2 separate regions of the Homo sapiens genome follow, and region 1 is linked to region 2. Evidence: read pairs that join two places in POLR2A ChIA-PET (ENCODE). Cell type or tissue: PC-3. All regions are shown on one strand. Links, peaks and the distances in the headings refer to the core of each region. The heading gives the core; the rest is flanking DNA.

What was found. Peaks named below come from ENCODE experiments on the same cell type or tissue, not always from the same donor. Only the 100,000 strongest peaks of a DNase experiment are listed, where the experiment ranks them.
Region 1: POLR2A ChIA-PET joins it to region 2 with 8 read pairs; 1 of 35 experiments calls an interaction of 5 or more read pairs at or near these places.

What each region holds. Positions count from the first base shown.
Region 1 is chr12:117,142,126-117,144,625 of GRCh38, forward strand. It overlaps FBXO21 (F-box protein 21), which reads right to left. Exons shown (of 12, transcript NM_015002.3): 12 at 1-2,500. Among named protein-coding and RNA genes, the nearest start is that of TESC-AS1, 44 kb to the left of the region's middle. RefSeq lists enhancers at 667-1,866, 1,267-1,346. In PC-3, for the core only: no CTCF peak of the experiment used is centred there; a DNase peak (open chromatin) is centred at 1,106; H3K4me3 peaks cover 1,190 bases; H3K27ac peaks cover 2,312 bases.
Region 2 is chr12:116,162,514-116,167,746 of GRCh38, forward strand. All of the region lies in intron 2 of MED13L (mediator complex subunit 13L), which reads right to left. Among named protein-coding and RNA genes, the nearest start is that of MIR620, 16 kb to the left of the region's middle. In PC-3, for the core only: no CTCF peak of the experiment used is centred there; a DNase peak (open chromatin) is centred at 2,588; H3K4me3 peaks cover 1,501 bases; H3K27ac peaks cover 1,990 bases.

The DNA.
Region 1 (2,500 bases), core at 1-2,500, 980 kb after region 2:
AATTTTTCAGAAATGCAACATTCAAGGTTAAAGTCGCTGCTAGACCAAGGCTAAACCGTGGCGAGGTAGTTGCTTGCGCCGCAGAGTGTGGGTGTGAACAGCTGGAGCTCAGTGGTTCCTGGAGACTCAGGGACCACCTGTATTCCACATCCGGCTTCCCACCCACGCACACGCAGTATGACCTGGGTTTCCCCTTTATACAGTGGAATGCTAAGTGCCTACACCCTAGCCGGGGTCAGCCAACTATGGCCTGTGGGCACCATCCCACCTGCAGCCTGTTTTTGAGCTAAGAATGTTGTTGACACTTTTAAAAACAGAGAACATGTGACAGTCTGTACGTGGCCTGCAAAGCCTAAAATCTTTACTATCTGCGTCTGCTTTATAGGATTGCTGGGAGGATTACAAAGACTTTATTAGGCCAGTGCCCGGCTCAAAGTTAGCATGCCACACAAAATAATACGTACAGTACAGCTATTCACGTCTCCAAAAAGCAATTGTCCCACATCCAAATTTTGCATTTTGTCCAGTTGATGTCTCTCCTTCCCTCCAAAAAAAAAAAAAAAAAAAAAAGACAAAATAAAAACACGAAGAGCTGCATCTTGATCATCATGGACAGATACTTTTCAGTTAAAAAGTTGCTGGTAGTCTGAGTTCACTTACTTGGAGTATGGACTAAGGAGGGGAAAGCAAAGAGATGCGACATCAGCAGCAGAAAGCCTGCGACACGGCAGCTCTGCTCAGTTTTCTCCGTGGGGAAAGATCGGAACACTTACAAATGAGAACGGGACTTTAAGTAGATAGTATGCAATGGAAAACTGAGCCGGCAACAGTACTTAATGCTGGTTTTCTCAATAAAATCATTTTGCTGTGTAAACGCGCTTATAATGGGGATCTGTTATGAGTCTCAGGCAGGCGACATGAAAGCCGGCCTTTCAAAATCTGATTAGGTGGATAATGTTTGCAAACATGACGCCTGGCAAAACCGGTCTGATTCTAAGGTAAACTCATTTTGGACATAACTGATGTCTCACTGAGACAGCTTTTCAAAGCATGTCTGCAAACACCGGACCCCCGGGGACGGTGCGTGCGTGTAGGGGAGGGAAATTCCAGGGTTTCATATATCAAGATGACACACCCGCTGCACACTTCTCTTAGAAAGTCACGACGCACAGTACTGTGCGTCACAGGTATTGAGAAACACCACCATAGAGTCAATTGACTTTGTTTAACCTATAACCTTTTTTCCTCCCACATAGTAGGTAGTAACATCACACGGAAACAGTGCTCTGAAGACATTCTGGACACATCGTATACAGCACAGCCATTCAAATCAACGGCAACAGAACGCACGAAGAACCTGGTTTTCTTTCAAAGCATGAGCAGTTCTCATTTTACAACATGTGTTTTAACATAATTCAGAAAGTGCAATCTTTGCATGACAACCAGATAATTCTCAAAGGTTACTAGTGAGCTGATAAAATTAACGTTTGGCAAGGAGGTCATGGTTTACAGGTAGGCTGTCCGCTCACCAATGCTCAGAAAAATTCAGCAGAACATACTTTTCATATTTAGATCCGAAGAGAGGTGAGAGACATTCTACTCAAGTCATGGCTGGGCTTTCTGTCCTCAAACGAAATTGGGCAGGCCATTTGCGTGGTTTCTCTGGATAAGTTCCATTTATTAATCATTGTACAAAAAAATCTTGGCATTCATTTGAAGAGAAAAGAAGTTGCTATATCCAAATATTTAACATTTTAACATTGTGAAAGTTCAACGTTTATAACAGGGCTTTTTAAAATGGAGAAAAGTTTTGGAAAATTTTTAAAAAGAAACTTATGATTTATTAGAGTACAGGATCCAAAACACGTTTTTAGAAAAATATAAAGTGCCCAAATACCAACTTACACAGGTGATACAGGCTTCCTGGAGCCCCATGAAGCATTCATGAAGAAAGACATTTAAAAACAGTCTAGATACATATGTACAGCTGGGTCAGTAAAGGTAAAACCATCTTTCTTGACTTTGATGTGTCTAAGAAAAAAGGAAATCAATCAAACCAGAAAACCAACAATTGCAACTCTCAGCATGCTCAGGTTCTTATTAATGCATCTCATTCATATTAATTAATTCCGTATTATCAAACTTTCCCCTTTAAATGAAAGTAGTGTACAATCCTCCCAACCTTGGCGGGCCAGGTGCTGTGAGTGGTTACGTTTCCAGATGCAGGTTCAAATCCTTTGACTTTGGATTTGACTGATGAGGAACATGGACAGTGGATTAAATAGCTCATTCAGGCTGGAGGAGCCAGGGGCCAAATCCCCATCTCTTTCTAGTAACTGCTTAAAGCCTTCCCTTGCTATGAAGTGGTCTCAGGTGGCTTTCCAAACCTTGGTCACCCCAGGGTTTCCAAAGGGTAAACAAGCAGCAGGCATTCAACATGGGTGAGAATACTGCATGCAGATGGACAGACAGGTGCAGAGACAGGCCCCTAACGCCCCAT
Region 2 (5,233 bases), core at 1,506-4,005:
CATCCATGGATTTCATGTTGAATGTAAAGGCATAATCTTTCAGGCCCAAAGACATTTTAAATTTTTTAATGTTATCACATGTTTCCAACTTAACCTAGAAATTATTTAATCAATGTTTTGAGAAGAATTAAGTACTAGACAGTAACTATAAAATTACTTCAGAAACAATAAAATTCACATATCTCCAAATAAACCTATTTGGAAAATAATATGATCAATCTGTTATCTTGACCACTAATTTGTATATACAATTCCTCGTAAGTTATACTTTTATGTCAAGTGACTTTTTCTATTTTTCTCTTTTACTACGTCTTAACATTTTAAATGGTAAAAATTCAAGTTGAACTGATCATTGAAGTCTTATTAAATCAAGACTTTTAAAAATAAAGATAAAAAATAAATAAAGAGACAAGGTCTTGTTATATTGTCTAGGCCAGACTAGATTCAAACTCCTGGGCTCAAGTGATCCTTCCACCTCAGTCTTGAGAGTAGCTGGGACTACAACTCAGGCCACCATGCCGAGTTTAAATAAAGACATTTTTAATGCAAAATACAATTATTTCAGAATTTTTTATGACTTGGGACAATGGCAAGACTGAAGATTACTTTTGCTTAAACTATTTCTTCTCAAATAGTTACAAAATACAAACAAAACTGCCTAATATATTCATGAATCAAAACAAAGGTTTAGGTATGATAGAAGACACCAGAGGCAGGTATTTACAAATCAATAAGCTAATTGCACTATCATCCTTATTAGTTAAAAAGCCCTATCAAGTATATGACATTAAATATATATCTTTATATAATAAAAATTCATGAATAATTGCACTGTTTATAGGTGAAGAATTTTTTTTTTTTTTTTTTTTAAGACAGAGTCTTGCTCTGTCACCCACGCTGGAGGGCAATGGTGCGATCTCGGCTCACTGCAACCTCTGCCTCCCAGATTCAAGTGATTCTCCTGCCTCAGCCTCCTGAGTAGCTGGGATTACAGGTGTGCACCACCACACCCAGCTAATTTTTGTACTTTTAGTAGAGACAGGGTTTCACCATGTTGGTCAGGCTGGTCTCGAATTCCTGACCTCATGATCCACCTGCCTCGGCCTCCCAAAGTGCTGGGATTACACTGTGCCTGGCCAAGGTGAAGAATTTTTAAGTGTATTGAAAAGGGTATTTACAAAAATTCATAGTAAAGCCCTTCTAAATAGAGAAGTACACATATCATACATAATAACTGCTTAGAGATGAATTAAGCTGAAATTGCGTTTTTGAATTTTTTTATAAAGGAGACTATTTCCTAATATAAGCCAATCTCCCAGTAATATCTTCAAATTGCTAAGCCTATACTAGAGAAATCAAATTCACAATAATGGTATACTTCAATGCCATAATATCAAATGAATAAAGCAGTAATTTTCTTCATTCACTGAAGGCAGCACAGGACAAAAGAAGTAAAACTGAAAATGTTCTTCTTGGGAGAAAAAGGGAAATATTTTAAGTTCAATAGTAAGAGATGACCTATGTAAAATTCATCAGAATATTTCCCAGAAATTTTCACATACTTAAAAAGAAACAGGTCCATTCACAAGTTCACGAGCTATGACTGGGTTCAATGCTTGCTGCTCTTCAAGCACAGTATTTCATCATATATTTCATTCTTTTCCCATCAGCACTATGCACCAAGACACATGAAAGTGCATATCAAATAAAAAAACTGAATAGTTTCTTACCACAAAGCTTCACTTTTGTTATTTCAGAGACAGATATAAAAATGTATTTAAACAATCTCAAATAATTAACTCATGAGGTGACCCCACCTATCAACAATTCAACTTCCTCAACCAAAATCTTGTAAGTATGAAAGAAAAAAACCAACAACAAAAAAGGAGACTTAGGAACATAATAACAAAATACAAAAAAGAAACACATTTTGTTTATTTATTTAACTGAAACAGAGGCTGCTGCAGCTGCAGGAGCCTTTTCTGACTGATGTGACATGAGCTGCTACATTTAAAACCAGACGCTTTAAACAGATGGCTATTCAGTTAAAGCCTTCAGGCTTATCTCCCACACTTGGTCACAGTTGCCAAGGAAGAGGACACTAGTTTTCCACTATAGCTTAAGTATAATTTCACACAGCACCATGGATTGACCACTGACAATTACACACACGACATCACAGACTGGTGATGTAACTGCTAACCGATGTCACACTGTCTTTTCAGAGTATTGCTAGTTACAAAGAAAGCACCAAGAAACAGATGTTAAAGCCTAGGTATAGAATGAATTTTAGCCTGAAATGTAGGCTATAGCAAATATACAATTCAAGAACCACTCTATACTAATAAATATTTCAAGTTATGTTTACTTTCAGTCTTTTGTTCATGTCAGAATTTTCACTGCCACAGCAATAACAAGCAAAAAGTGTAGCTGGAGCATAAACCAATTAAAGATCACCTTGTACTCATGTAAGTTTTTTGAATCAGCTTCCAAAAGCATATCTGCAATACATGGTTAAGAATATTATAGTCTTCATGTACCTGCTTTTGGATTATGAGTCAGTATTAATCATCCAAACAAGTACAGCAGTCTTCAGCACTAGTGCTGCAGTAAAACTTCGGAAGAACTGACATTCAGACTCCTGACACAAAAACATGACAGAATCTGTCTCCAAGAAAATATCTGGGCCCCTCTGAGGTTCTGTCCAAGATAGAAAGGGCTTAAGGCAATGAAGTAGGCACCATCCTTTTTTTTTTTTTTTTTTTTTTTTTTTTGACTACTAGACAAACTTTCTGACTAGAATGCCTATGTCCACTTTTTTGTTTGTTTATTTTTGAGACGGAGTCTCACTCTGTCACCCAGGCTGGAGTTCAGTGGCACGATCTTAGCTCACTGCAACCTCTGCCTCCCGAGTTCACGCCATTCTCCTACCTCAGCCTCCCAAGCAGCTAGGACTATAGGCGCCCGCCACCAAGCCCAGCTAACTTTTTGTATTTTTAGTAGAGATGGGGTTTCACTGTGTTAGCCGAATGGTCTCTATCTCCTTACCTCGTGATCCCCCCCGCCTCAGCCTCCCAAAGTGCTAGGAGTACAGGCGTGAGCCACCGCACCTGGCCTGCCTATGTCCACTTTTGGCATGCACTTCTGCCACCTTGCACATTGTAGACTAACAGAGTTTCACCATTCCTGTCTCGTTGCCCAACCACTCACCTTCCTCAAGACCCCACCTTCAATTCCTGCTTAAAATATGTAACATGGATTCTCCTTGTCTTTTTAAGATAAAGACCCAAATCCTTATCACTGACTGAAAGCCCTTTTGTGGCTACACTATGCCTAGTCTAGCCCTATCTGCCCTCAGGTGGGCCTCATCTGATCACATGCTCTCAGGTATTCTCTCCACTACAGCTGCATTGGTCTTTCGTTCCTGGAATACAACATGCCTCCTGCCACCAAGGGCTGCTGTCCTTTCTGCTATAAAATATTGTCATTCCTCTCTTCATCTACTTCAAGTATATTCTACTTTCAGATCTCAGTTCAAATGCCACTTTATCAGGTAAACCACTTTTCTGGTCAGGCGCAGTGGCTCATGCCTGTAATTCCAGCACCTTGGGAAGCTGAGGCAGGAGAATCACTTGAGGCCAGGAGGTGAAGAACAGCCTGGGCAACATGGTAAAACCTCACTGTGATGGCTAATACTGAGTGTCAACTTGATTGGATAGAGGGACACAAAGTATTAATCCTGGGTGTGTCTGTGTGGGTGTTGCCAAAAGAGATTAACATTTGAGTCAGTGGGCTGGGGAAAGCAGATCCACCCTTAATCTGGTGGGCACAATCTCATCAGCTTCCAGCAAGTATAAAGCAGGCAGAAGTTCTGTCCCTCTAAGAGAATCCTGCCTAATACAGCCATCTCTACTAAAAATACAAAAATTAGCCAGGCGCTGGCCCGTGTAGTCCCAACTACTCGGGAGGCTAAGGCATGAGAATCACTTGAGCCCGGGACGCTGAGGCTGCAGTGAGCCAAGATTGCAATGCTGCATTCCAGCCTGGGCAACAGAGCAAGACTCTGTCATTAATAAATAAATAAATAAACAAACCATTTTTCTGGCCTCTTATTAAGTCAAATCACCATATTATCTATACAGCACCATACTGCTCATAATCATACTTGTCTTCACTGCAGTTTTGTGTTATTTTATTAATACCTGCCTCCTACCCTGCCAATAACCTAAATCCAAAGATTGCACAGACCAAGTTTGTTTTTACTCCACAGTGCTTACTATAGTGGCTGGCACAAACTGAGCACTTAATAAATATTTGTTGAATGAATAAGTACAGAGAAGGATTTTAAAAATAAATATGCATCATTCAATAGAAAAATTTAGTATCACATTTTTCAATCACAGTCCTACCATTCTTTATTTTATTGAAATTTAAAAATTGTGAAAAGAACTCTTTAGGGATCAAATTTTTCATCCTTTGACTTCAAGTATGAAGACAAAATTCTTCATACATGACCCCATAAATTTATATCACAAAATTCGATGTTCAAAACTAAAATCTTTAAAAACCAGACTGTTTTAAAGAAACAAAAGATTAAAGATGAGTTTGTAAAGATAAAGAGATAGACAAATTGATTAAAAAGAAACCTCAGGCAGAAAAGAAACTCTTCAAAGAGCATAAATGTTTTATAGAGAAGAATATATTTTATTGTTACAATAAAAAGATACTAGGGTATGGAATTGTTGGCAAGATTAATATTATGTTTACAAATGAAAAGCATCCCTCGAATACAAGCAGTTTAAACAACTGTTTGATCAAAAAATACAGGGTACAAAAGATTTGATGCCAGTCTATTAAGTATACAATGCTCTATTTTTAAAAATGTAACAATTGACAGGCCAGTAGATACTGTGTAACATTAATTTTTCCTCTTTAGAGCTATGTTGACTTACAGATTTGGAGGTTTAACGTTTCCCCACAATATTTATACTTTAAAAATATCTTGTTCGTTCAGTAAGGGCCATCACTTACAAGTATTTATTTTATGTGGAGATCACTTTGAGGTGTCAAAAAAAAATCAATTCATCATATTCTGTGTACTATACTCCATTAGGACATGAGTGCTGTGGAGAGACCTAACTATAATTCTCCAATGGTAGCCATTTAAGTTTAGCTACCCTAAGAAAGACTGCTACTGCCATGCAGATATTCCAGTGTAGTCTTTCTTCACCTA